Linked DNA regions of Mus musculus: regions 1, 2, 3, 4, 5 and 7 are each linked to region 6. Evidence: chromatin loops called from intact Hi-C (ENCODE). Cell type or tissue: heart. All regions are shown on one strand.

The links. A loop is a pair of places that touch in the nucleus more often than their neighbours do. Peaks named below come from ENCODE experiments on the same cell type or tissue, not always from the same donor. Only the 100,000 strongest peaks of a DNase experiment are listed, where the experiment ranks them.
Region 1: it touches region 6 in a loop (4-fold over the local background); 5 of 42 quality-filtered maps call a loop at or near these places.
Region 2: a loop joins it to region 6, with 7 times the contacts of the local background. A loop is called at or near these places in 2 of 42 quality-filtered maps.
Region 3: a loop joins it to region 6, with 3 times the contacts of the local background. A loop is called at or near these places in 15 of 42 quality-filtered maps.
Region 4: a loop joins it to region 6, with 4 times the contacts of the local background. A loop is called at or near these places in 5 of 42 quality-filtered maps.
Region 5: it touches region 6 in a loop (6-fold over the local background); 13 of 42 quality-filtered maps call a loop at or near these places.
Region 7: a loop joins it to region 6, with 1.8 times the contacts of the local background. A loop is called at or near these places in 4 of 42 quality-filtered maps.

The regions. Positions count from the first base shown.
Region 1 is chr17:63,861,680-63,865,679 of GRCm38, forward strand. Fer (fer (fms/fps related) protein kinase) reads left to right here and starts at 2,302. Exons shown (of 19, transcript NM_001037997.3): 1 at 2,302-2,376. In heart, a CTCF peak has its summit at 2,485; a DNase peak (open chromatin) is centred at 2,212; H3K4me3 peaks cover 2,527 bases; H3K27ac peaks cover 2,032 bases.
Region 2 is chr17:63,498,568-63,502,567 of GRCm38, forward strand. Fbxl17 (F-box and leucine-rich repeat protein 17) reads right to left here and starts at 2,013. Exons shown (of 9, transcript NM_015794.1): 1 at 458-2,013. The coding sequence starts at 1,450. In heart, no CTCF peak of the experiment used is centred here; DNase peaks (open chromatin) are centred at 564, 974 and 1,954; H3K4me3 peaks cover 2,631 bases; H3K27ac peaks cover 2,584 bases.
Region 3 is chr17:64,871,969-64,875,968 of GRCm38, forward strand. No RefSeq gene overlaps it. Among named protein-coding and RNA genes, the nearest start is that of 4930583I09Rik, 38 kb to the left of the region's middle. In heart, a CTCF peak has its summit at 2,050; no DNase peak of the experiment used is centred here; H3K27me3 peaks cover 1,140 bases.
Region 4 is chr17:64,714,504-64,718,503 of GRCm38, forward strand. It overlaps Man2a1 (mannosidase 2, alpha 1), which reads left to right. Exons shown (of 22, transcript NM_008549.2): 16 at 95-209. Among named protein-coding and RNA genes, the nearest start is that of Dreh, 51 kb to the right of the region's middle. In heart, no CTCF peak of the experiment used is centred here; a DNase peak (open chromatin) is centred at 2,028.
Region 5 is chr17:64,330,199-64,334,198 of GRCm38, forward strand. Pja2 (praja ring finger ubiquitin ligase 2) reads right to left here and starts at 1,685. Exons shown (of 10, transcript NM_001025309.1): 1 at 1,598-1,685. In heart, no CTCF peak of the experiment used is centred here; a DNase peak (open chromatin) is centred at 2,073; H3K4me3 peaks cover 2,638 bases; H3K27ac peaks cover 2,070 bases.
Region 6 is chr17:64,600,656-64,604,655 of GRCm38, forward strand. Man2a1 (mannosidase 2, alpha 1) reads left to right here and starts at 994. Exons shown (of 22, transcript NM_008549.2): 1 at 994-1,215. The coding sequence starts at 1,081. In heart, a CTCF peak has its summit at 1,733; DNase peaks (open chromatin) are centred at 6, 756, 1,316 and 1,746; H3K4me3 peaks cover 2,767 bases; H3K27ac peaks cover 1,663 bases; H3K27me3 peaks cover 636 bases.
Region 7 is chr17:64,660,350-64,664,349 of GRCm38, forward strand. The region is part of intron 6 of Man2a1 (mannosidase 2, alpha 1); the gene reads left to right. Among named protein-coding and RNA genes, the nearest start is that of Man2a1, 61 kb to the left of the region's middle. In heart, no CTCF peak of the experiment used is centred here; no DNase peak of the experiment used is centred here; H3K27me3 peaks cover 521 bases.

The DNA.
Region 1 (4,000 bases), 740 kb before region 6:
CTTATAGGGGGAAACAATACAGATAGGTGTTATTTACCCCCAGTTGCATTGCATAGCATGATGCCTGACATATGGTGGGTAGCTTTTGCTTCTTGACTGAATATGGGGGAATTTCATTATAGAACTGAAAAGTTCTTAGTGCTTCAGGGTAGGTAGATTCTATTCTCATATGTAAACACACACACACACACACACACACACACACACACACACACACTGTACCATAGAAGTCTATTTTTATTGTACCCTTAAAGCTATATTCTGCAAATTTGTAATTTACTAACTCATCAGACATTATCTTATTTTTTTTTTTTCTTTTATAAAGAAAGGAAGCCTAAGGTTCTTGATAAAGGTATGCTTGGTAAAGCAATGCCAAAGTCATGGTTTTCCCAACCATTTAATACAAGCACAAAGTTTTATTTTATTTATTTCACCCATATTGATACATATAACATTTACTGCTTATTGAAAACTAACTTGCATTTGATAGGCTATTTATGCATTTAATTACAGAACTATAAAATACAAACAAAATTATCATTTTTGATTCTATTAAAAACGAAGTTTAGAGTTCCTAGATAAGGCAGTGTTAGAGAAGTCAGACACTTTTATTGTTAAATAGGCATTAAAACAGAATGTGCATATATGTCTCAGGCATTACCTAAGAAACTGCAAAGACATGAATTTCACCCTTCTTTATAGATGAGTAGATACAACCCATTATTTAGATTTTCATATTGAACAATAACTAGTCCTCAGGTAAGACTACTTGGCTCTGTTTGTCACATCTATGGTGGACTTGTTGGGGTGGCCAACAGAGTTAGCTAAGAGAAAAGGCAATCCTTATGCCTGAGGTAGTTTCAAAATTTGGAGTTCTAGAATTTCTCAGAAACTGGGTGATAAGGTGAACTTCTGCTATCTGTGAACTTAGAAAAACACCGACTCCCAGGTTTGTTAGTGGCTTCCCATAGCCTGGCTGAGGTTCATCTAAGGTTTCAAGTGCTCTAACAACGATTCACAACTCTTGTGCATTCCACGTTCTTGAAAAAGATATTCCTGGACCATAAATCTGACAAGAGAACTTTATAATTGTTTTCTGAGAAAAAGGGGGAGAGACTCTCATCCATTTTCAACTGTAAGATATCTGTGTCCTTAAAGTATGTTTTGGTTTCTTGGTCTTTGAAACTGACTTAAGTGAATAACCATTTAGAATTTTAAAAAGTATTAATTCTTCTTTGGCTCTAATCTAACTCAAAGGTTTAAGGGTGGGAGGGGAAATGGAGCTGTCAGACTTGTTGCAGGCGACGAATGTGAATGTGGCTGAGCTCACGTACAAGAGGACACTGCCTTAAAAAGCGTGCTACAGCAATCCCGAGAGTGACGCTCCATGAACACCTATCACAGAGCTCCAGATCACCTACTAAGATCTGTTCAGGTCCACCTTACTCCTGTTTTGTACCAAATTGGCAAAGGAGCGCTTCGGAAAACAGCCCTCACTGGAAGAACACATCAGTTTAGGCCCTCGCTTTCTAGACTTTCCTAGAGGTAAGTACTTTCGAGGGGACCGCTCCCAGGACTCGCGGCTCTCTTTGCAGAGCATCCTCATGTTTCCAGAGAATGTCAGCTCGTTAGCGTCTGACACTGCAGGCACAGGAGCGGGAAAGGCAGTTCTGAGCACACCGCAGAAACGCAAAGCCGATTTAAAGGAATCCACGTTACAGCACACGCAAGCAGAGCGCGGGAAGGTAGAGTTCGCTGCACAGCCAGCTCGGGGTGGGAAGGAGAGCCGGCCCTCGCCGGTCCCCCGCGGGCGCTCCACGTTTCGTCACACCTCCTTTCCGGCAGGGCCGCGGGGCTGACCCTTCCGGGCGGCCTCAGCTTATCACCCGGACAGGCTACTTCCCGGCTTTGGCCCCGCGAGTCTCCGGAGTTTCCTGTCAGGCTCCCTCGGTCTCCGCGCCCATCCCACCGCTCAGGCCGACGGCTGGGCTCGGAGAAGCGGGATCTTCTACGCGAGAGACCGCAAGAACAAGCTTCGACGGGAAACAGCACGCAGGGCGGTGGCCACGGCCCACGCCTCCTCACGCCCGCAACTCCAGCCTCCGCCCACTCGCTGAGCTCCGCCCCTCGCGGGTCCGAGCCAATGGGCCGCGCCCGCCTCCTGGGAGGTTGTAGAAGAGGGGGTTGGGGCCGGTGGCAGCGCCCGCCCCTTGCTCCTTCTCATTGGCTAAACTCTCGGGGTGCCCGGAGACCGGAGTGTAGCGGGATTGGCTGTCGAGCCTCGCAACGGTGGCGCCTATTGGCTGGAGCAGTCCCCGTGACGCCGGGTGGCGACTGGCTCCCGGGTCTGAGGGGCTTCTGCTTGTCAGGTTCTAGGTAGGTGCGTTTCACGCCGCCGTCCGTAGGCACCGTTGCCCGGGGCAACGCCCCGGGAGGTGGGAAGGAGGCCGGAAGGCGAGCGCAGCGCGGGGGTAACCGTTCCCGCCTGCAGGGGGGCGCCGGGCTTTTGGCCCAGCGGACGCGGGCTGTGCGGAGGCGCTTCCTCTGCCCTCAGCCAGCTCGGTCCCCTGCCGGGGCTGCGGGGTCACACTCGCCTCATCCTACCCGCGCGACGGAACGTTCCGGGTTGGGCTTGGGTCCGGGCTGCTCACCCGGCCCGCCAGGCCCGCCCCTCCTACCCGCCCGGGACCCGGAGGCTGAGGGGGCGGTGCCGGCCGTGGCGGGCGCTTGGCCCCGCCCCGTCGCGGGTCGCGGGTGTGCGGGGCGTGGGGCGGGGTTGGGAGCTGCTGCGGTGGGGAGCCCGCACCCTTTCCCTTCTTGCGCTCCTCCGACGCTCGCCCACGGTGCCCACACCCCTTCTGGTCTCCTCACCCGTCGCCGCCCTCTCCTGTGGCACCCAGCCCCGAGAGTTCCCGCAGCCCCTTTCATCAGGACCCTCTGACCCTGTGTCGCCTCGCTTCAGCTTCACGTCCCACTGCCCCTTTGGTTCAGGGCAGCCTTTCAGAAGTCCGGCCCAGGGAGACTTCTGGAGGCATCTGGACTTGTCAGGGGTGATTTTTTCCCTAAGGGCTTTTTAGGGGTCTGAGGTATTTGGAGGCACCTTTGTGTCTTCCTTGGACTCCTCTTAAGATCAGCCCTCCGAAAGGAGTTCATGAGATTAGTTTTGGTAAGAGCTAGGGCTCCTTTGAACAATTAAGTTTCCATGAGGTGGTCGCTTGGAACTCTGTGCATTTGTGATTTTTGTTGGGCATGCCATTGCAATTTCAGTTTGTTCGGGCAGCCTTTCATTTTCAATATCTTATGACGTAAGAGCAATGAGGCTTTTGATACTTTTACTTCGGAAGAAGCTGTATATATTCACAATGGTCTCACGGTCACCCTAACATATGCTACTCCAACATGTACAGGAGTTTTCAGGCATTTTTCAGAAAGAACCTTCTCAACCTGAAGTCACCGTATATAAACGTCTGATGTCAGAGAATCTAAAGATAAGGCCCACAGTATTTTAGTGGTTAACATCTAAAAAATACTTTGCAGTCCATCTGTGAAATAAGAACAGGTTTAAAGGAAAAGTATTGCAAAATACATGGTGTGGTTTAGGGACTATTTATATACACACCTGTGTAGGCTTTATAATGGTGTGTGGAAGAGCCAAAGGATGTAAAAAGGTTGAGTGTCCCTTTTACAGCCAAGAAAAGATTTTCTGATAGCCCTAGAGTTGAGGGCTTTCAAAGGTCCTGGGGATGTTTTCAGAGTACATAGGCATTCTGGGAATCACTTTCGGTTCTCTTCCATAAAAGACCTTTGGCAAAGATCTGTTTCTTTTCTGCATTGACAGTATTAATACACACTAGCGAAGATGATGTACTATCCAGCTTCTACTCTACTTCAGAGGTTGAAGTCATTTGTGTGGGAGAAATAATCTAGGGTTTTGTAGACAGAATTCTTGAATTTCATTCTTAGTTGCCATGTGGCTCTAACTTTTCTGTGAACACTTTTT
Region 2 (4,000 bases), 1.1 Mb before region 6:
TCACTCGGTCAGTGTCTGGTCGTGGTAAATGCTTACTATAAGTTATTGCCACTAGACTAGCATCCATCAAACTTTTAAACTTTCCAAACACCAGTATGCAAAGTGGTTGCCCACTGTATACAACTTGCTCAAGAAATGCGTGTATATTCCACAGAATCTAGTATAGTATCTATATTGGGGGGTTTGCCAATGCAATGCATGAACCCCGAGTTGTAGGACCTAAGCTACTTCGAGGCATTCAGCAGCCTCCAAGTTTTCCTACTTCAACACCAGGCTGAAAGCTCAGGCCCCACTGGCTTCCCAGTCTCCCCTTCCGGCGTCCCCCGGCTGTCAGGGAACCCCCCCCCCTCCTCTGCACACAGGGGGAGGAGAGAGAAAGCCTCGGAGGCGGGGGAGCCGGGTTAGGGGGGCGGGGGGGGGGGAGTGAGCATCCCTGCGCCTCCTCGCCCAGACCCACCTTAAGCAGGATGGACGGCGGCAGTTGGTTGATGTCTGGGATCTCGGGGGGCGGCTCCCTGTGACAGTCGCAGGGGTTTTCGGGGGGCTCCTGACAGTCCGCGTCGCCGCTCTCGGGCTGCTGCTGGGCAGACGAGGGGGCGGTGCCCCCGGCTCGGACTGTGTCCCCGGCGGCGGCCACGATGGGGGCACACTCTGAGGCGGGAGAGGCGGGCGCGGGGCAGAGCGGCGGCGGGGGCTGCTCCGGGGCCTGGCAGCAGCCGGCATCGGGCGGCCGCGGCGGCGAGGCACCTCCTCCCGCGGGCCCTCCCCCGCCGCCGCCGCCCCCGCCGCAGCCCCCGCAGCCGCAACGGGGCTGCTTGCAGGGGGTGCAGGCGGGGACCCCGGCCCCTTTCCGCTTGCAAACCATCTCGAGGGCCGTGGCGGGCTCGGCCTGCGGCGGCGGCGCCGGCGGTGCCCGGAAGAGCTGCACGGCGGCCAGCGGTCCCAGGAAGCGCACGGGCCCCACGCCGGCCAGGAAGAGGCTCCGGCCCTGCTGCTCCCAGGCGGCGGCGGCGGCCAGCCCCAGCTCCTTGCAGCAGGACGCGGGCGACGAGGCAGCGGCGGCGGCGGCGGCGGCCGAGGACAGCAGGAAGCGGCGTGCGGCGGCGGCGCAGTCCTCGGCGGCCAGGGCCGCGTAGCGCCGCGCCAAGTGCTGCGAGGAGACGGCGGCGTAGGCCCCGTCCCGCGGCGGCGGCGGCGGTGGCGAGAGCGGCGGCTCCTCCTCTAGGCCGGCGGAGGCGGGCGCGCCGGGGCTGTGCACGATGAAGCAGAGCATGCAGGGCCCGCGGAAGAAGCAGTCCCGGCTCCGGGGCGCCGCGGGCTGCGGGGACGCCTTGGCCAGAGCCCGGCGGGGCAGTCTGAGGAGAGGGCGCCGGCGGCGACACCAGCTGCAGCAGCGAGGCCTCTTCTGGCTCGGGCGGTTACGCGGCTCCTTCGAGAGAAGGTGGCCCATATAGAAGGCCCCGAGGAGGGCGACCGGGACGGGGCGGGAGAGGGAGGCCCGAGGGGCGGGCTCCGGCGGCGGGGCAGGCCGCTGGCTGGGTCGCCCGCGCCGCGCACCCGGCACACGCGACGGCGGGGGTGGGCGTCAGCTGCGGGCCGCCCGGGTGCCCGACGCGGGCTACATGCTTTGCCCCCCGGGGAGCCGGGAGGAGGACGGGCGCGAGCTGTGGGGACGCGAGGGAGGGAAGCGAGTCTGCCGGCCAGGCCAGCCGGTTCAGTCAGTCAGCGCCGCGGCGGGGGCAGCGCGGGCCCGACTCGGACCATTTTAACTGCGGCTGGGCCGGCGGCGCGCGAGCCCGCGACACGGCCCGTCGCCGCGGGAGCGCGCCGCCCGCTCCGGGAGGGGGCGGAGCCGCCCGCGGGGGCGCGCGGGTCTCACCCAGGGGCGGGAGCGCCGCCGGGGGAGAAGCGGGGACCTCGGGGCTGCGCGCTGACGGGGCCGCGCACTCCCTCCGGCTGCACACGGAGGTGGCCTGGACGCCTCCGGGCTCACGCCCCTCTCCCGAAGCGGATGGAGACGCTTCCGAGCCAGCTGGGTGACATCCGTTTCCACGGCCGCGCTGACGTCTGGAGGTGTAAGTTCAAGAGCTGCCATTGGCCAGGCTCAGCTTGGCTCTTCCCCTTCACTTCCCACCCCACCATCGCCCTGACTCGGAAACTGAGGCCAATTGAGAACGGAAGAACCAGTTCCACCTGAGAGGCCTGAGCCCTTGGGTGATGGGTGACAGTCCAGTAAGGATCCGTTAGCTAGGTGACTACACTGATTCTACTCCTGTGTCTAGGCACCTGTTGCATACTGCTGCCTTTGCACACAATTGCGGGCTGAAAACATGTATCACGCTGAAAACAGGTATACACGCTGGAAAAAACACTCCAACATTCCAGGCTCCAAGCTCAATGTTACTGTTGTTTGACACCTTGAAATCCAGTCTGTCCACTCTGTGAATATTAGTGTGGTGCCCTTAGGACAGACTTTGGTGGCTAAGGTGGGGAACTAAAACATGCAAGTTGATCAGACTTCAGAAGTCTTAAGTTACAGTGATGACACAGGTTCTCGGATGGGGAGAGGTCAGCTTTCACAGGGGAGAAGGTAGGGAAAGTTAGTTGTCTTAGTCTCTTCTGCTGCTATAACAATGCTACATACAACAGTAAACTATGAAGAAGTTTATCTCGCTCTGGAGGCTTTGGAAAGTAGAATAACATGCAGTGTCAGCTAAGTGGCAGGGTAAAAGCGCCGGAAACTGTCTATCATTTTTTATCGGGAACCTACTCTTGTGGTAACAATTTGTTCCTGGAGGGCGGAACTCTAGTGTCCTCATCACCTCTTAAAGGACCCCCTTAGGAATGTTGCATGCATACTGTTAACAGTAGCAAATTTCAGGGTAAGTTTTGGAGGGAACTTTGAAACCATGCTAAGAGTCCAAAGCAGTGGATCAGGCAGTGGAGAGGACTTTAGAAAAAGTGTCAGTGGGGGGAGTGGCAGAAAAGAAACAAAGGCTGCGAAGAAATGAGGTGATTTGTTTCTGGCAGTTTCTACTCTTCATTAAAAGAAGCCCCACCCCTCCCTGCTGAAGAATATACTCCCTGGGTATATTCAAAAGCTACCGGGGAGAGAGTTGAGGATATCAGAATTTCAAAAACCAATGGGAAAAAGATTTGTCCAGATATTCACATATTTGTTACTCTCAAATGTGCTGTCTGAACTCCTTCACCTACGGATATCCCCCACATGCCCATGGTTCTTCTGCCTGTAATCGAGGAAAGGGTCTTCCAGGCTCTCAGAGCTCCATTCGTGAATCGTCAAGTTATGGCCATCTCGGCTTGGCTCTTTTCTAGAGCAAATGAAGCTAAAATTGTGCAGAAAGTACAGCCCTGTCAGTTTCTTGTAAGTCAAGCATTCGTCTACCCTTTGGCACATAAAGACCCACATCTTGTGTTCACCAAGAGAAATAAAGTCCTGTCTGCAAAAAGACTTGTATGGAAACGCAAATGTACTGATGAGAGCAAAACTCTCAAGGAGCCCAGATGTCTGTCAGTGGGAGAATGAGGAAGCTGGAATATTCAGTGCACCACTACTCTTGAATTAAAAATAAAATAGAATATGAATGGATCTCATAAATGTGTGTTGAATCAGACTGTGGAGTTAGAAACGAGAATGCCTTCCTGATTTTAGCAAGTCCTTTATAGAGAGCCTGGCACCATGCATACCCATCAGGGGCACATATGCACTCGAACTGCAACTTAACGTTTCTAAAGATGAGGTAGGCAGACTCTGAGACTTTTAAGTTTCTGAAGTTCACGGTAGCTATTATAATCCTTAGCCAGTCAGAAGTGAACAAGTTGCCCTTGGTCTTGTTGAATTCTGCCTGAGAAGTGACATTTGTGTTGGATAGTTAGAAAGGTGTGTGTCTGTTCTGACTGCTTGCTTCCTTCACCCACATAGATCTTCTTGAGAAAACAAAACAGAATTCCTCAGACTTAAACATTTACACTTAACTCT
Region 3 (4,000 bases), 270 kb after region 6:
AGATCTACATCATCCCCATCATCTCCCCTCCACATCTTGCCCTCTAAGTAGTGATAACTGGGTCCTTTTCTTTAAATCAAAGATAGAGTGACCAATGGGGTACTTTTCTAAATAGGACCTTAGAGTTCAACTCAGGCTGGGAAGGTTTGGTGTGTGACACCATAGGTGACTTTATCAACTCCCCAGGGTCTATTAATATTGAGTTGTGATGCACCTCAGGTCCTCTGGGAATACAGAATGATACTCTGGCTGTTAACTGGTATGAGCTATGGGGATTCAAAACTCTATGAGCTCCAGCTGCCTTTTCTGGGTTGTCTTCCTAAGCAAGACACAGTTCTCTGATAATCAATGAATGATCCTGCCCCATCCTAGAAATGTAGCTTCCCTGTGTGCTGTCACCAGAATAGCAAGCCTTGCAACATCTCAGCTATAGCATAGACTTCCAACCTCCAGACACAGAGGAGAGGTTCCCATGGCAGGTCTTGGTTTGGAGAATGTTTTCTGCCTGGCCTGATTGGCAAAGTCCCAGTGGGGGAAAAAAGCCCTCTTTTTAGTATGGTAAGTTACTGATGCTAATATCTGGCAGTCCATGTTGGTTGCTCTCTGTTTTAATTAAACATTATTTTGCATGGGTTCCCTGAGGAGTAGGCTATCATGAAAAAGCACCATTTCATAAATCTAAGGAAAAAAACTCAACAAATACATGCCTTGATACCGTTTTAAATTTCTGTATTTTTCTAAGTTTCTTCTCTATGAATCAAAAAACAGCTATAGGTACTTCGTACAGTGCATGAATGATTCTTCCTTGGAAATGCAGCCAAAGGCAGACATTGGTAGCTTTGCTACATATTTCCATATTTCTATGTGGACATGGGGATCTATAAATATGAATACTCCCACTTTCAGAGTTTGAAAATAGAACTCCAAATTTTATATACACATACACACACATATATATATGAATATGATATAATATATGAATATATATTCACATATATGAATATGATATAATATAATATATGAATAAAACTGGTTTAGTTTCTAACTCATACCAGCTCAGCTCTCTGGAAAACATGCTAATAAACCCATTGTCACGTGCTTCTTTGAGAGCATCAGTATAATTAAGCCCTTTTAAAAAGAGAACAAAACTACTTTGGAAACCTCAATTTGAAATACAGTGAGGCCTGATACCTCATTATAGCTATGCAGGGCTTTTTCTCTTGCTTTGATTTCCTGGCAAAGCATTATTTTATGCCTTTGTTCCCCTTCAGTGATCATAATAGTCTTGGCATGAACCTTGCCAGGTAGGTGAAAAAAAAAACCTCCCTTCTGGGCATTTCTTGTCCTTTGGGGGGATATTCTTAGAGTTAACCCTATCAGTGGTCTACTTGGAGAGCAATTGATGGGAAGCACGAGGAAGCTCTCAATTTCTGACTCTGTCCTTCTCTTTGCTCAAGATGTCCTTGTGTCCTTGAGTCTGCCCTTTCCCATTTACATCCCTTCCTGTGTACGAAGAGGAATCCTTTGAGTGTGCACATTACAGTGGACCTTCAGGGACATCGTTGAGGAAAGGCGAAGACTGGTAGAACAGCTCTGGGAGGCTTTTAGCTAGAAACCTTAGCTCCCTCAGGGGCTTTTGTCTCTCCAAGCACTGTGGATAGAATGAAGTGTTTTGTCCCCTCTTGCAAGAAATTCCTCAGAGAACAGGAAGGAGAATCCTTCTGTGCTTGGAGTCCTGTTCCCTGCGGGAAGGGAAACTAGAAGAACAAAGAATATAAGCATAACAAATAAAGCCAGTGAAAGCTGCGCTTTCCAACTGACTGCTCAGGAGCTGACTGTAGCCCTTGGGGTTAGGAGTTAAAACACCCCACTTTGCACCTGTCTTAATGTCTGCCCTGAAGGGTGAGTTGTTCTGGTTGACAGGATTAGGTCCCTCTTCATTTCTGCATTGGCTCCTGAAGCGTGAAAGGAGCTAAAACAAAGAGATCTTTAGTTCTCCAGCCCTACTTCAGCATTTCAACACTTCAGTGCCTGCTAGTGGTGGTATGGGGAATTGCAGCTACTGTCATGGCTTCACGCTGCAGATTATAGACCTTAAATGAGATCGTGCAAATCCGTTCTTAACTCTCTGAAGAGAGTTAGGGTTCTCCTTAAGAGATCCCTTTGTTATCATGTTTCTAGCATTATAAAATTCTAAATAAAACATACATGAAATATGTCTTGAGACATAGTAAGAAGCAAGTGAAACGGTCTTTCCTCTGGAAACGACCAAGACATCATCGGTACTCTTCCCAAATCCTGCCTCAATTTGGAGACAGTCCGGATAAACCCAAAATTATTTACCATAGTTTATGGGAGGGATTTGAAGACTTGATACTAAACAACTCCCTAGCCCTGTGTTTGTTTTCACACCGTTTACTAACAATATCTTTCTGCACCCGAAGCCCACCCTAGTTTCCCGTGTTTCCAAGAGTGAATGCTTTTCCTTGCCCACCAACTCAGCAGCCTCTTGATTGATGGCCCTGCTTCCTAGACCACTAGTGTGAGCCTAATAGAAAAAGAAGGCAAGAAAAGGTTCTACTCACAGTACAGCTCTGGTCTACACTGGAAACACAAAGACAGGCTCTTACCCACCCCTCAGCTTCAACCTCTGGAATATCCAGATAGAATAGTTTTAGCGTTTAGATCAACATCAAAGTGATGCTTAGGCTGAGCATCTTGTGTCTGACCTTATTATCTTGGTTTGAAACCTTCATGAGGTTCAGCATATATGTTGATCAAGTCTTAAGAAGTTCTGTGCCTTGACCTCAGCCATAAGCACTGAGTGTTGAACCCTAACCCATGGTGTCTGTCCACCTGTGATGTCTGTCTATCTGTGGTGTCTGTCCACCTGTGATGTCTGTCTGTGGTGTCTATCCACCTGTGGTGTCTGTCTATCTGTGGTGTCTGTCCATCTGTGTCTCTCCACCTGTGATGTCTGTCTATCTGTGGTGTCTATCCACCTGTGGTGTCTGTCCACCTGTGGTGTCTGTCTATCTGTGGTGTCTATCCACCTGTGATGTCTGTCCAGCTGTGATGTCTGTCCACCTGTGTTGTCTGTCACCTGTGGTGTCTATCCACCTGTGTTGTCTGCCACCTGTGGTGTCTATCCACCTGTGATGTCTATCCACCTGTGATTGGTGTCTGTCCACCTGTGATTGGTGTCTATCCACCTGTGGTCTCTGTCCACCTGTGTCTATCCACCTGTGATGTCTGTCCACCTGTGATTGGTGTCTGTCCACCTGTGATCGGTGTCTGTCCACCTGTGGTCTCTGTCCACCTGTGTCTGTCCTTGGGCAGCTGCTTACCATCCTTGCCCCAAGCAGCCCATTCTTAGCACTGCCTTCCCTTTGGAAGACGGTGATGCATACTAATGGCCACAGGAGCATTCACTTTTAATCTGGCTTTACAGTAACTCTCAGACTTTGGTATATACTTAGTCACGTAAGACCTTTCCGTTATTAATGCAGCCTGATTCTGTACTCGTTACTTGAATGAGAATCCGCACTTAGAAATGATTTTTATCAGCTTGGCTTCTAAAATGTCTTTGAAGCATGTAAGACCTGACTAATCTATACAGAGCTTTATATCCCCATAGGTGGTGGTCATCCTGAATCAAATGACATTTTTAAAAAGAAGGTTTACACCTTTGAAATCTTTCATATGAGATAATTCCTTGGTCAAATAAAAGATACATATTTAAATAATTTGTTTGAATAGGGCAAAAATCTACTGAAAGAAGGACTCTCCATCTTCATCTCCCCTTCCTTTGTTGCCGTCATAGCTTATTCTGGCTTTAACAACTTGTACAGAAAGGTTGACACCTGGAACCAATTTAAGACAACTTTATCATCTTTGCAGCTTACTGAACTTACTTAGAAAAATTAATTTATCACCAAATTATTTCCTAGGGGGGAAACTATACATTAAAATAATTGAACAGAATTTTTTTATACTCTCA
Region 4 (4,000 bases), 110 kb after region 6:
TATGAATTTGTCATTTTGTACAATATTCCTAAATTCTTCTTGGGAAAGTTGAGAAACCAATTTGTTTTTGCTGAAACTGTCCTTTCCTCTTCAGCCATATGTTTCCCTAAGACCGCCCTTTGTCAGAGTGACACGTGGAAGGATCTACTCAGATGTGACCTGTTTCCTCGAACACGTTACTCACAAAGTCCGCCTGTACAACATTCAGGGTAAGAGAACAGCGTAGCCATCAGACACACAGGCTTGCTGGTGAAGTCACACTTTTCTTCTGTCTTTCTTCCTGAACTATGAGTTGTTTAGAGAGAGTGTAATCTTTTGAAATTGACTCTGTACCTGCAGCCTGACTTCCGATGTCGTGTTTGCCTTTAGATGGTGGGAATGGTGAAGCCTTCTCATCTGCTAAGTTGACATTCATCTTTCTGCATCTCCTCCTTCCTCATTAGCAGCTGACTTAGTCATGAGATTATCAGCCAGAAGCCTTATGTTGAAGACCTGGAAGCAATCTAGTATTTAGGTGTAGGTTTATAAAATAGAATGTTAGCATAGTTACTAAGAAACCCGTGACTGTGGTAGCTTCAACCATCTCAGAAAAGTCTTTATAGATTCCCCACTTGCATGTCCTGATGTTCCTAGGCTGAAACAAACCGGGGAGGAGAACATTGCACCCTTGTCTTTTCATGCGGGTAGGAATACAGACGTTCTCCAGCTGACCCCGACTGCTGACGAGCGTGGATTGTTTTTAGGTCATAGGGGAAAGGCATGCTCACAGAATTTCTTATCTACCCATTGTTCAATTTCTCAATTTCACAGTCTAAACTTAATCTTGCTTTTATTGAATGATGTTGACTCATGTTTTGCTAGTTTTGCCTTTTTTCTCTGTTACGAGTCATGGTCAGTTTTTTTCTCCCCAGAGCTCTTGGGAGTAATCAAGCCACTTCCTAATCAATCCATGGAAGTCCCCTAGAGATGGAAAACTAACACTAGGCATGATTTTGGGCTCAACTGTGACTTCAATGTGACAGAATGACCTCTCACCACAGGAAAGCCTATAATTATGAAATAGTTTCCCTCCCCCCCCCCGTACCCCCCCCCCCGTGCCCCACCCCCACACACACATTTTGAGTTTCCCAAAACCTCCATAAGTAAGAACCATGGGGTGGGGGTGGGGTCACTTTGGTCATTTTTAGTAATTCACTCCTGGAAGCTTTGACATCACATTTTCAACTACTGCCAGCTACTTCCTATTATAGGTGAGAAATAATATCATGCATAAAAGTGTTTGTGTGGCTTTTGCTTTATAACTTATACACTTAGATACTTAGACACTTATAACTATAACCCAAGTTACTTGAGAGACTGAGTCAGGGGGATTGCAACTTTAAACCAAGGCCTGGTCTCAAAGAAAGAAAAGTAACCTAGGGGTGGGCTGAGTAGTAGAATGGTGACTAGCACGTGTCAGATCCTAGGTTCAGTCCTCAGGCTTGCCTTCTCTGAGAAAATACAGATTATTAGCATGTCAACTGTATAAAGGAAAGGTTTCATGATGAAATCCCCATCCTCGTATAATGTACCTTAATCAGATTCATCCCCTCTAGGTCTCCGTGTCCCCTCTTTTCCTTCCACAAGACCTATGTGCCATTCCCCCTTACTTGTATTAGTAGACAAGGCATTTCAAAATAGTTACTGGAACGTTGCCTCTGAAAAGTCTAACCTCATTGAAACACATTTCCTTAGTTGCTTTGGTCTTATTTAGCCCTTCACATCTACACCACAGATCTCCTGAGCTCCCCTGGGTTCTCCAGGGCCTGTGAAGTCCTGTTCCAGGATGGCCTGAGTAACTACTTCTCTGAGTAACCTGAGTAGATACTTCTCTCCTGCTGCTGGTGGCTGTGGCTTTGCCTGCTGTCATAGACCAGCAGCTGATTTGGAAAGTAATCCGCTCTGACGTGCCTGCTTCCTTCTGCCAAGAAACTGTGCTGTCACAACTAAGTGGTTGCCATTTTTCCCGTACCTTTCCTGTATCCTTCTCCTGGCTGCCGCTCTGTCCAGCCTGACTAGCAGCTTGGCAGGAGGAGCTGGGGGGCCTCTGAGGTTCAACTGGCAGCTGCTGGCTCTCTGTCCATTTCCATTTGCTGGCTCAAGTTCTCTCTGTTCTCAGCTGTATTCTGTCCTTTTATTTCTTAGTATTTCCTTCCTGGATTGTGCTCTCTCTCCTCCTTGTTTTGGTTCAGGCGTACAGCTTTTGGCAATGCCGCCAAAGGGCAGGTTCCTCTCATTAACAGACTGACAGCCTTGCACGTCAGCAGCCGCTGGGGTCTGGTTCTTGACCTAGGCGCACCTTTTCTTAGCATTCATAATCTATTCACTGCAGTTGCTACATAAGTGTTTCCAAATCTAGGAGTATAATTTCTTACCAGTGTTTGAAATCTCTGGAAGTCTGGCCTCTAGGGAATGGAGGTACTCTTAAACTTTAGTTAGTTTTCTGAATAGGGCACAAACAATATTGACATAGTTTTTTGCTGTTTTTTTTTTTTTTTTTTTTTTTTTTTTTAATGCAAACTCTGTATTGCGTCTGGACTTCTCAGTGGGTAGAATAAACTTGGGAAGACACATTTTTGTGCCAGTATTAAATTGTAGAAGCTCAAGATGACAGGTGGGGTAACGTGAAGTTAGCTGGGAGTGCTCTTCTGGATGAACTTTCTCCTGGTTGTCTGGGTTAACCCCAAAATCAGCGTGGAGACCTGAAGAGACAGATAAGCTTTGTGCTCTTTCTAGCCCTGAGCATTGCCGCTTGTTTGTTTTATCCTAACATGGAAGGGGCTGCGTAGGAGCTGAGACACCTGAATCATCAGAAAGGCTTTTTTCTAAACCATATCACCTCCCACATCTCAGGTTGACCTCCTTCCAATAAGCATGCCTCTCAGAAGAGACCTAGCCTTTCTTTTCCCCTTGGTCTCTGTGACCCGCTCCCGTCTGACTTGCTCTTCCATTGTCTTCAAGGACTCTTTCTTCATGTGGATTTTTGATCCACTGAGGGTCTCATGAAGTCACTCAAAGCTTGAGGTAGGAGTGTGGAGTCTTCAAATGGATGATATTTGGGGTTTAAAATATGATGAAGTTTCTAGATTTTTAGAAACATCCAAGAGTTCTTGACTATGCCACAGGCTGGCTTACCGAATAAACAGGGATTTAGATGGCTACATGCTCAGTTTCTGATGGAGCATGAGACCTACAGGCAGTGTGTATGTTTCTGTGCATTGACACTTATAGCTAATATTTCTTAAAATAACAAAATACTGGGGGACTTTTGGGATAGCATTGGAAATGTAATTGAGGAAAATATGTAATAAAAAATATATTAAAAAAAATAAATAACAAAATACACCTCAAATTTAAACTTCTGAGCTGTTTCTATGTCCAGGCTAATTCCCTGCCCTCTCCAGCGTGTCCAGTGTTTACTGGATGAGTGTTAATGAATGAAGCCTGTTTGCTATTGGTATCAAGTTTCTTTTTCATTTAGATTTGTATCGACATTTTATTTTTTAATATTTATTTTAAGTTTTCTGTGCACACATATACACATGGGTACTGGTGTTTGCAGAGGCCAGAAGAAGGCGTTGGCTCCCTGGGACCTGGTGTCACAGGATAGGAACAACACTCGGGTCCTTGCAAGAGCAGTACATTCTCTTCACCATTGAACAGTACCCCTAGCCCCTTTATTAAGATTTTAAGTTAGCATACAAAGTAATGGCTTTCCTTATGACATTTCATACAAGAACCAAATTTATGAGACAGGAAGTAATGGGATTATTAATATTGTTTCCTTATTTACATGTCACTATATTATGTTGCTATCTGTTAGTTTTACAACATTTTTATTATTGTTTTGCAACATTGACAAGTAAAAAGTGAGTTAATATTACAGGTTGTCTCTTAATTGATAGTCTGTGTTCAATATTCAGTTTAATGAACTAGTCTTTCTCACTATGCAGAGCTGACC
Region 5 (4,000 bases), 270 kb before region 6:
AAAAAGAGTAATAATAAGGGTTAGATGGCTGTCAGATTTAAATACTCATACCCTTTACTTCTGCAACTGTACGTCTGGATCTGTGCTCCAGAAATGATCACACAGGTTTTTCCCCCTTATTAAAACAGTGTCTGAGTCTTGGGATAGAGGCAATATACTAGAAGGCAAAGTGGGGGCTGCTCTTTTTACATTACAGTCTTCCACACCGTGAAATGTTCTAAAATAAACGATTCAGAGCTTACAGTTCAGCATCAATCAATCAATACGTGAGTTAGTTACCTTTAGTATAAAGCATAACTTTCAACTGCAAGCACTGAAACGGCTTTCAGTAGGAATACTTAATTAAAGTCCATCAAATTAAAGAAATAGGATGTACCCTTAGATAGAAAAAGTATTAGGGAGGCCTACATAAAACGGGAGTCTATGTCCAAGATATATAATTAGAAGAAGCAAGCTTTACACAAATGTGCTCAGCATAGCCCTCACCCCCATCCCTGAAGGAGACAACTCTGCATGTGTGTGTATCTTTCAAGATGCGTTTGTGAAAGCACTTGGAAAGATGACCACCAAACCGAAATACTGGTGGGGCACTGAAGGATGAAAATAGTCACATATTAGTATTTATTTAATACTTCTCTCTTTATACTGCTGAATTTTACACGGAGGGTGCATGTCTGTAATAGAAGAATAAAATTATTTCATATAAAAAGACATGAAATCCAGAAGACAATCACAAACATGTTACGTTTATTTCTGTTATTTTTTTACGTTCCTGTATACACTCATCAAATGACCTGTTAAGTCTTCAGCAATGACTGCCATCTTAAAAGAAATAATAGCAAATATTTCGTGATAAAAATAGAGTAAGGCCTCTTTAAAAAAAAAAAAAAGAATCGTATACTTGACAGAATGAGGATCGTCAAAGCAGTTGTCTATGTAGACATACAATTTTTTTTTTTGTTTTATTTTATTCAACTTGGTCTGGGCAGCTTTCAACTCACCATTTTTAATGTGCGCAAAAAATGATAAACCTGGAGGCATCTTGGGGTGGGGGTGGAGGTGCGGGTGGGGGCGGGGAGGGGAGCCCTGAAGGTGCCTCTGACAGGCGTGCTGGGGCCTAACGCTGACCAAGAAGACGGTAGGCCACTGGCACTGCCTGACAGGGTGCCTGGGCCTCGGTGACAATCGGGGAGGACGCAAATCCGGGAGGCAGGGATGGAAGGCGTGCCGTGCCGGGCCGGGCAGGGGCCCCGCAGGCCTAGTGCGCCACGGTCCTCCGCGGCGGGCCTGAGGGTGGGCGGCACTGGCGGGCCGCGAGGGGCAAGGCGCCGGGTCCTTGACCAGGGCACCAAGGACAGCAGACAGCCGGCGGGAGCGAGCGGGCGGCGGGCGCGGCGGCTCGGGCTAGAGCGCGGCCCCGGGCGGGATGGCCGGAGGCCTCTCAGTCGCCAACCCCACCCACCATGGCCGGCCACGGCTCGGTCCGTTCCTCGGAGACCCCCGAAGCCGAGGCGCCTGGGCAGCGGCTCCCTCACCCAGATCCGCTCTGACAGAATCAGCCAGAATGGAGAGAGAAAAAAATAAAAATTGCCCTCACCGAGATGTGCAGCGGCTCCAGAGCGAGAACAGCGCTCGATCCTCCACCCGCCACCACCGCCTTCTTCTCCGCCTCCGACTCCTCCCCCGCCGAACGCGCAGCGGCTGCAGCGGCGGCGGCGGCGGCGGCGGCGGAAGCAGAGGTGGTGACGGCGGCGGCGGCGGCGGCGCGTCCCGCCCCTTGCGCTGCGAAGGAGGCGGAGGAAGGGAGCGCTTTAGCCCCGCCCCCTGAGGGCGCAGCCAATAGACTTCACGGCCCTCTGCAGGGGGAAAAGCACGCATCCAATCGCAGTCCTAGAAGTAGGCCTACGTCATGGTTGGACGTGGCAGAAAAAGGGAAAATAACTGGGGCTGTCTCTCTGCCTGGCGCCTGCAAGCTCTCTCCCAGGCCCTTCGCGGATTGGCCGAGGAGAGTGGAGACGCGCTTGGCTCCGCCCCCTCTCTGGCCCTGCGCCCGCCCCTGCAGCACTGCGACGTTTGGGCGGGGGCGGGGCGCCGAGGCCCGATCCACTGTCAGGCCTTTTGTGGTTTGGCTGGGAGAAAAGGGCGGGGTCTCCCGAAGGGAAGGGGGTGTGGAGAGCTGAGCGCAGGACTGGCGCAGTTACACTTCTCCCTCCATTCCCGCATGCCCCCCAGCAAAATGGAGGTGCAGAATTCGGTTCCCAAGGCTGTGAGAAGTTACCCAGTATTTGCAATTTGAAGTACAAGAAAAGAAAATCCGAAACCAGTTGCAATTCTGATAGCAGCGAGGGAAAGAAACGTACGAAGAGCTTGTTTGCTGTGGTTCTCTGTGGTGCGTGGTACCCGCCCACCACTGGTCAGACCCTCGCCCTGCTCTCTGATTCTGTTTGTATAAAGCAGCTATAGGTGAGATGTAGATTTGGCCTGACCAGAGTTTAGCAGCTGACAGCTAAGTTATATCGGGTGTCAGGCTCGGAGTTATCAGCTCTCGTCTCATGCAACCAAAATAAATACAACAGCTGGAGTCCCTGGACACCTTGCTTAATTTAAACCCAGTCACAGTTTAAGTTCGTTATGTCAGTGATGCACATGTCCCCTTTTCTCATCCTGAAGCCTGCCTGCTTCTCTGATTACAGCCTAGCTCTCTTCTCTTAACTCCCCGCCCCCACCCCCAGCTTCATCACCCAGAGCTCAAAAGCCCAGGATATATTTATCACGTGGCCTCCCTACCCACACAGATTAAGAGCCCCACTTCTTGTGATGTCCTTTAGCTGTAAAATCTGCCAGTGAACTGAAACTACTTTTTCTACCATCGATGTAAAGAAATGATTCGACATTTCCCATAAAAACACGAGAAATTGCTAGACATTTTGTGAAACCAAGTTTAATTCCCAGAATACCCCAGTAGCATATATTTTACCCGCCCCCCAAATTACTCTTTTACATGTCTCCAAGTCCTTGCTCTCTTGAAAGAGAATGTATATTTTAACTAATTTTCCTTTAGAGTCTTGAAGATTGGTTCAGTTGAACACACTAACAGGTTGGCAGGTGCAGGACTTCTCAAATCTCAATCATTTCCATACCATGTCTGGGTATACTAGAATGAACTACAATCCAGAAGGGAGGGCGCATCTGTGAGAGGTTTTTCTGGTTAGTATGATGTGGGTGAATCCACTTCTAGTCTGGATCTTTGAGTTGGGAAGACATACTCCTGGTTAGATCTTGAGATGGGAAGACACAGGCTTTTGATCCAGATCTTGAGGTAGATAGAAAGGCATACCTTAAATCCAGATCTTGAAACAGGAAGACACACATACCTTTAATCTTGGCCATACCTTCTACTGGGCGTATATAAGGATGGGGAAGAAGAAAGGTTTTTGCTCTTTGCCTGCTTGCTTTTGCCTTAGTAGCACATCCATTCCTTCACTGGCCTTGGAGCCTTCTTCCTCAGGATTCCAGCATCAACAGAAGACCAGCTCAGACACCCAATCTGTGGGACTGAGCAACTACTAGATTCTTGGACTTTCTGTTCACAGATAGCATAGCTATTGTTAGATTAGTTGGACTGCAGTCTATAAGTCATTTCAATAAATACCCTTTATAGATACATATACATTACACACACACACACACACATATGAAAGAAAGATTCGTTCTATAAGCTCTGTGACTCCAGAGAACCCTAACTGATCAGAACTAAACCCTGAATCATGAACTCCTCCTTAAGAGGGTACAATATCAAACATTATCAAATATTATATGCCTATATAATAAAGACACAGTACTCAAGTGACATTTTGCTGTGATGTCATGAAAGGATAGAAAAATAGACCCAAAATAGCAATCCACTTTCTCACCGTGTGAGTCATTGCCTCTGATCTTGCCATCGTGCCCCAAGTACAGTCATGCAAGGCATCGCAAGTGATTTATGTTGCAGTCTGAG
Region 6 (4,000 bases):
ATTGGGCGCCAGGGGGCCCGCCCCCTCATCCCGGCGCGTCGGGAGGGGGCGGGGCCAGCCGGCTGCCCAGCTCCAGGGCTGCGGGCGCCTATTGACCCAACGGCCGCTGCGCCGCCGCCGCTGCCGCCGCCGCCGTCTCCTCCGGCTCGTGGCGGGCGGTACAGGAGCGCCGAGTGGCGCTGGGGAACCGGCTCTTCCTTTCGCGGCTGCCGCCGCCATCTCCGCGTTCTCGGGGCGGGAAGGAGGGGGTGCTCCACGGCTGCAGCTGGAGCGGGCTCCTCTCCGGGGACGGTCCTCTCCTCCTCCCTCGGCTTGCCTCCTCCCGGCGCTGCCCGCCCCCTGCGCCCTCCGCGTGCAGCCCGGGCCCGCGAGGGGGAAGGTAGGGGCGGCGGGGGCCGGGAGAGGCCGGGGATCGGACGCACACGCCGAGGAAAGTCCTGGATTGCAGCGCTCCGGCGCACAGGGTGCACCCGGGTCGGGCCCCCGCAGTAGCCGCGGCAGGAAGGGGTTCTTCGGCGGGCACGCGGGGGCGGTGTGGCGGGGGTGGGCCTGGGTGTCCCGGCGCTAAGTTGTGGGGCACGGCGCCTCCAGGTCCAGTTCCTTCTTCCGCGCGCTCCTTGCTCCCAGCGCCGCACACTCGGCCCCGGAGCCGCGGAACCCGCGCGTTCTCTGGGCGCGGAGGACACGCCTGCCCTTGTCGAGAAAACTTTTCCTGCCGACTCAGTCGTGCCGGCCCGTGGCAGGAAGTCGGGCAGAGACCTCTCCTCTGACTGCTCCGACCGCCCTACCGGGTAGCGCTATCCTGCAGGAAAGCAAGTTTGTGGGGACCTTTGCCTTGCTCTCCAGGAGTCTGCCTTGCAGGGACGGCCGGCCTTGGGGAGGGCAGCGGGCCAGGGCGTAGGCCGAGGGCGCGTGGTGGCTCCGGAGACGAGGTGCGGAGCGCAGCCGGGACCCGCGCCGTAGCGCGCGAAGGGTGTGCGGCCGGGAGCAGGGAGCCCTCGGCGATCGCCGGCTGGAGTCCTCAGTCTTCTGCCTCCTTCGGGTGAGGACCGCGTCCTGGCCCCGAGTCCATCGAGGAAAATGAAGTTAAGTCGCCAGTTCACCGTGTTTGGCAGCGCGATCTTCTGCGTCGTAATCTTCTCACTCTACCTGATGCTGGACAGGGGTCACTTGGACTACCCTCGGGGCCCGCGCCAGGAGGGCTCCTTTCCGCAGGTAAGCACCTGGTGGCGGGCGCAAGCTGGAGGGCTGGTCCCGGGGCTCGCACTTCTCGGCACCGGGGCAGGGTGAGGCCGCACCCGACGACCGGCAGAGCCTCATCCGGCTTGCTGAGGTTTCGGACCGCTGAGTTTGCAAAGTGCTGGGCGTCATGCGGTGGCAGCCTTGGCACCGGGCAAAAGAGGACATATTCCCACATTTGCACCCGGGCCTGTGGAAGTGGGCTCGGCCACCTGCTGGTGGGGAACCGGTGTGAGTGTCGCCCCTAAGCTAGCTCAGGGTTAAAGCTGCCAGAGGCCGCCCAGATCCCTGAACGCACCGAGGCGCGGAAATTGATTAAACACAGCCCACCTAGGCAGATTTCTGTTTCTGACCCCTTTCCCTTTCACTGTCTCTTAAGAGATAAAAAAGTTTATTTCCTGTTGCAGCCCTTTGAGATATGGATAGTAGGGTTGATTTTAGTGTCGTCATGCTTCAGCTGTTACCTCGGGTTGGTTTGGAGCAGAGTGGGGAAGCGCCTGTTATTCTCTCACTGGAAGCTGTGCGGCGCTCAGTTCTCTGCGGGGTGGTCCAGCTGGCAGAGGAGTTGAACAAACGACCCACCCGAAGTCTTTCAGGAAAAGTTACTAGCAAATAACAAGAAATGGATGCAATAGGTTCTGTGTGGGAGGTGACCACGTAGCAATTGAGAGTGGCCTTTACGGCTTTTCTCTGTTGACACACATACATTTTAGTAGAAGCAGATGTGTGGAGAAATCCGAAGAATCCAAGTGTTGACAAGCTAACAACTAGTTGACCAGAGCAATCTACAACCTACCCGAATAAGGCTGATGTTTTGCCTTTTTTTTTCTTTTAATATGACAGTTTAAATGACTGGAAATAGCCCTTGCCATTTCTTCTGATATGCCAGGGTCAATGGCTTGGTGGGAATTTAATGAAATCGGAACGAGGACTTGCGGATTCTGTCATTAGTACACAGCACTAGAAGTATTTTTTTCTTTTAGAAGTGTGGAAATAAAAAGCTGGCCACAGACAGATGTTTCCAAATGTTTACAGCTTCTGCTTCCCCTATAGAGCACAGAGAGAAAATATATAACACATGCTCTCTGCTGCCTTTAAATTTTGAACTTGGGAGTTTGCACCGGCCTTGTGCAAAGGCTGGAGTAAACTGGCAGCCAGGGCCCGGGAGATCTGAGCTTTGTCCCACATGCTCTCTAATTTTGGAGTTAAATGTACCTTTCTCCCCCCAACCCCATTTTCAGAGTTTTCTCTTTGCACGAAATATATAAATGGAACTCCTCTTGCCCAGTGACGTCTTAATAGTGTCCTCTAGCTTTGGCTGGGTGATCGCTTGAACATGATTTATGCGAACATCTGCATGGGGTTCTCTGGCAACCTTGACATTTCCCTCTGTTTCTAAAGCAGCGAGTGACTCATTCTGTTACTGAGACATCTCAGGCAGTTGGTTCTCCCATTTTCGTATGAACCCCCAGCTCACTGAGAAGTTGAGGGTTTGCCTAGAGTGTACAGCATTTGGCAGAGCGGTGGTGGTGACCTTAGGAAGTGGTGCGTTGTCTGTTCCGAGAGAGAGAGAGAGAGAGAGAGAGAGAGAGAGAGAGAGAGAGAGAGAGGTGGGGGGGGCTTGGGAGTGGCATCCTCTGTGCTTTATCTGGACTTCATTGTAGAGAGAAGGTTTAGAATAGGTGGGCCACTGAATCTCCCAGTAGCTAAACTCCATAAGCCCTCTTCGTAAGTCTCACGTGTTTGACCATTAACTTCATGTGATGAACCTATCTCCCCAGCTACTGCTCAGTTGGTGGGAAACTGAGGCTTGGGAGCTTCCTGAGCCCAAGGTCGCTTAGGCAAAGTCTGGGACTTGAACAGGCAGCTCTCAGAGTATAGTCTCAGAGTCACAAAGCTGTCTTGCTAGAACTGGGCTCCAGCCTGCCTGTTGTCGGAATTGTGTAGAACAGAAATAGACTTGCTGGTGGTGACTTAGCTTATGATCCACCCCCCACCCCCCCACCCCCGGAAAAGTAAGCTCTAGTATGAAGACAGAATGAATGTGGTCCTTTTCAGGGCTTCAGATTTACGCTTTCCCAGAGAGTCTTCTAATTTACTTTTACAGCCAAACATTATTACGATGCAAACCATTAGGAAGCAGAGCATCCAAACGTGCACATTCTTTCATTTTATTTCTATGTCTGCACTGTATGTTAACCTTAATTTCACAACAATCCCCAGCATTGTAAAACTATGTTGCCCTCCGTTTCTTGAACAGGTTTTGGTGCGATTCTTGAGTTTCAGTAGAGCTAATTTGGTCAGTGTATGCTGAGGTTGCTTGGTGACCTGTATCCACTCAACCAGAAAGGTTATCTTGTCCATTCTAGTTTCTCTCTCTTGATGTGGAAACTTCAGTTAGGTATGCGGTCCATTTGGTTTGCAAACTGTAGTTTTAGGCCATCCCCGGGTGAGAGCAATCTGTTTTTTGTTGTTCTTTGGACTTTTGTTCATTTACCTTCTTTAGCAACTCTTATTTCCTGCCACCTGTTCAGTCCTGGGGCAAGGGTAGGCACCGCCTCATCCATGCCCCGCCCCCTGCCCCTCATGCCCTCCCCCTGCCCCCCTCCCTCCAAATTTGGCCTGCCTAAGAAGAACCCTTAGAGGGCTTTCTCTTGAGTGTTACTTTAAGAATTCCTTATGGCCAAGGCAGCAGGTAGCCTACATTTTTAGAGTTATTTGATCTCAGTTTAAAAAAAAAAAAAAAAAGTAAAACCAAGCA
Region 7 (4,000 bases), 60 kb after region 6:
CTTTTTACATTAGTTGTTACTGCATGCATATATGTATTAAATATATTTTCTGTATTGTTACTGTATTCATGTTTCAGGGCTGACCTTTTGCTATTGGATGACCAGTTGGTGTGCTCTTTCCTTGGGAAGCCTGTTTATCCTGCTTTTGGCATTCCTTAGTCAAGTGTAGTTCTTTGTGTAGAGTTTCGAGGCCTTTGGCCTTTTCCTATCTACTTTAGCATGTCCATCGGTGTCCTGTTCAGATCTCTTCTGGGCAGGCATGTTGGTTGGCTTTTATGGGTGTAGCTTTTGACATCAGCAGGAGGCACAGCCTCAGCAAACTCCCTTGTCTTCTGGCTTTAACAGTCTTCCTACCTCTCTTCCCCAGTTGGTCCTGCTTTCCTTAATAGGTTTCTGCAGTTATCCCGACCATGTACTCACATCAGGATATTGGGAGCTTAGTAGTCTTCAGTCATAGAGATCCTGTGACATTTGTCTTTCAGGGTTTAGGGTACCTCACTCAGTATAATCTTTTCTAGTTTCTAGATTTGTTGATTCTTTTGCTTTGTTTTGTTTTATTTCTTTGTATGTTTAAAGTTCTCTAGTTTTTATTATTATATTCATTGGCTAGATTTGCATTTGGTTTGTTCATGTTTTTCCATCTCTTTGAGTTCAATCATAAGCCATTTATTTGCGCTCTTCCTGATTTAAAAAAATGTACTGTAGGCATCTCGCACTGTCAGCCTCCTTCGTAGGGTGGTTTTCAGAGTGCCTCAAGGGTTTTGTTGTGTTTCGTTTTCATTTAGTTCCAGCAAGATTTTTATTCCTTTCTGACCCATTCCTCATTTAGTACTTAGTTATTTATTCTCCTTGAATTTGCTTATTTATTAATGATTTGTTTGCTGCCAGTTTTATTTCATTGTGTTCTCAAAGGATAAAAGGAGAGACTTCTACCTTATTGAATTTATAAAGATTTGTGTTTGTGTGTATGTGAGAGTGTGTGTGTCTCTGTGCACACGCTCAACACATAAACACACACACATATCCACATGTGCATGCACACGTGCAAGATGTAGTCTCTATTGGGGAAGCTGTGTGCTGCTGAGTAGAGTGTGTATTCTTTGCTGTTTGTGTGGGATATTCTGTAGATATCTGCTGTTGGGGCCGGCCAGCGGCTCACATGTCCGAGTTCAAGCCTGGTATCTTGGAACTGAAAAAAAAAGAGGGAACCTAGGCAGGTTGAGAAATAATGGAACCAAGACATGCTAGTCTGCTCAAGGTTCAACAATTCATCCTTGGAGCCTGGAACCAGCTGCAGGTGATGAAGTGCAGGATAGGGCATAGTCTCCGGAATAGATGGGGGAGAGGAGGTTCTCAGCAGGCAGCAGTATTTTGAAGAGGAACAGAGACTGTGGCTGAACAATAGAGTGATCTAGGGAGGAAGGCTTCACCCTAGATAATCTCCTTAGGGGCAGTAAGGTCCAGTTCTGGCTCAGCCTGCTTCAGGCTTGTGGGAGGCTACAATCTGCAAGTCCATTTGCTGTGTGATACCAATAAATTCTGATTTTTTTGTTTTGTTTAATTTTTGTTTGGATGGCCAGTTTATTGGAGAAAGTGTATTGAAGTTACCTACTATTAATTGAGTAATGTTACTTTGTTTCTTTAAATCCAGTAGTAGATATTTTAGGAAATTAGATACCCCAGAGTTTGGTGTTTATTGGTTTCCGATAGTAATGTCTTTTTGATTAACTGTTCCCTTGACTAGAATGAAGTGTCCCTCTCTGTCTCTGATTAACTTTACTTTGAAGTCTACTTAGCTGGCTATTCAGATAGCAATGCCTATTTGCTCTGTGGTTACATTTTACTGGAGAACTCTTGTCTGTCCTTTTACTCTGAGGTGGTTCCTATCTTTAAAACCCAGTTGTGTTTTTGCTTGTAGGTAACAGATTTTGCTTATTCGTCTTTAAGATTTGTTATTATTTGTTTATGTATTTTATGTATATATCTGCATACCAGAAAAGAGCATCAGACCCCACTGTGGATGGTTATGAGCCACCATGTGACTGCTGGGAACTAAACTCAGGTCCTGCAATGAGCAGCTAGTGTTCTTAACTGCTGAGTCATCTCTCCCACCCTAGATTTTGTTTATTGACCCATTCATTCAGTTCGTGCCTTTTGATTGGAGAACTGAGTCCATTAATATTTAATGTTAGTATTGAAATATGTATGTTAATTATGATCATGATATTGTTGATATTTGGTATTGTTATTTATAGTCTCATTATTTTGTATTTTAATAATTGTAGCTTCATATTTCTTTCCACAGTCTCTCTGAGATGCTCAGTTTTCTCTTTGGCCTGAAATAATACTTCCTGATTTTTCTTTGTTTAGTTACTTGGATATATTTTTGTTTAAGCTGTTTATATCGTGGAAAGTTGTTTTGTTTGTTTGGTTTTTTGGTATGTTGTTTTCTTTTTCAATCATGGCAGATAGTTTTGCTGGGTATATTATTTTAGGTTGGCTATCATAGTCTTTTAGGACTTGGTTTTTTTTTTTTAGAGTCTTGGTTTTTAAAGTTTCTAATTATATATCAGTTGTTATTCTAGTTGGTTTTTCTTTATATGTAACTTGTGTTTGTTTGTTTTTTTTCCTCTCTTACATCTTTCAATATATTTTCTTTGTTATATATACTTAGTGTCTTAGCTATGATATGCCATGGGTACTTTCTTTTCTTATCTTCTATTTTAGATGTTCTCTGAGCTTCTGTTATTCCTGTAAGTGTGGTTTCCGTTGGTTTGGACAGCTTTTCTTCTATGATCTTGTTGAAGATCTGGTCTATGCCATTGACTTGGGATTCATCTTTCTCATCTATGCCTAATTGAAAGGCTTGTTTTTGTTTGTTTGTTTGGTTTTTTGTTTTTAATAGTTTCCCATGATTTCTTTGTTTTCCTTTCCTGTGTTTTACTTTATTTAACTCTAAATAGATTCTGTACTTATTTTTGAGTCTTTATATTTTGTCTTTTGCTCGATTCATTCTTCCTGACAGGTTTTCCTTTGAGTTTCTTAGTTGAATTGTTGGGATCTCCAAATCTGTCTTCATTTCAGCTTGAGTCTTCTTCATTGTTTGTATTTCCTGACTGATTTCTATTCCCAAGTCTGGAATTGTCCTTGTCAATTTTATCGTACATTCTGTTTCACATTTTCTTGGTTACTACTCAGGCATTTATTTTCTTTAATCTTTTTCTCCTTAAGTTCATTGATCTTTGTGTGTGTGTGTGTGTGTGTCTTTAATTTCTAAAAATTCCTTGAATTTTTAAATGAAGTTTATGATTTTTTTTAAAATCCTGATTCCTGGTAGGTCCTGGAGAGAAGAAATTGGCTTGATTTTTACTATTGCTTGTATTTTTGTGATGAGAAACAGTTGTGTGGACTTCCTTTGTTAGTTGAGTGTGTTCTGGACAGAGCAACTTTGTCAGAAGATAGGATATGTCAACAGTGTTGGGCATAATGGTTGGGTATAGCTTGGTTGGAATGAAGTCAAATGGACAAAGAGGACCAGGCTGGTATAGAAACTGTGCTTCCTCGTTCAAGGCTGGAGTTTGGAGGTAGATCTTGCTGGCATGAGAGTTTGTATATGATTTGGGAGACTCTTGTGTACTAGGGTATAGATAGGATGATCCTGGCTAATGTCTATAGCTCCTTTGTGGAGTAGGTAGGGGAGGCCAGAATAGGCTAGTTCATTGGTTTTGGGACCCAGGCTAGATCTGATGAATTTTGGAAAATACATGGATAGGAAAGTAAGGTGCTCTCACCAGGCTAGACCCTGGTATAGGAGGACACAGGAACTCTAGTTACCAAGTGGAGTGATTGGAAACTTTGCAGGCAGAATCTGTGGGTATTTACTGATAGGGTAGGTCCTAATATGAGTGTAATGGTTGACTGTGGCAGATATGAGGGTGTTCAAACCGATTGGGTAAGGGATATGAGACTCTGTAGAAACTTAGAGGTTGGTTACTACACA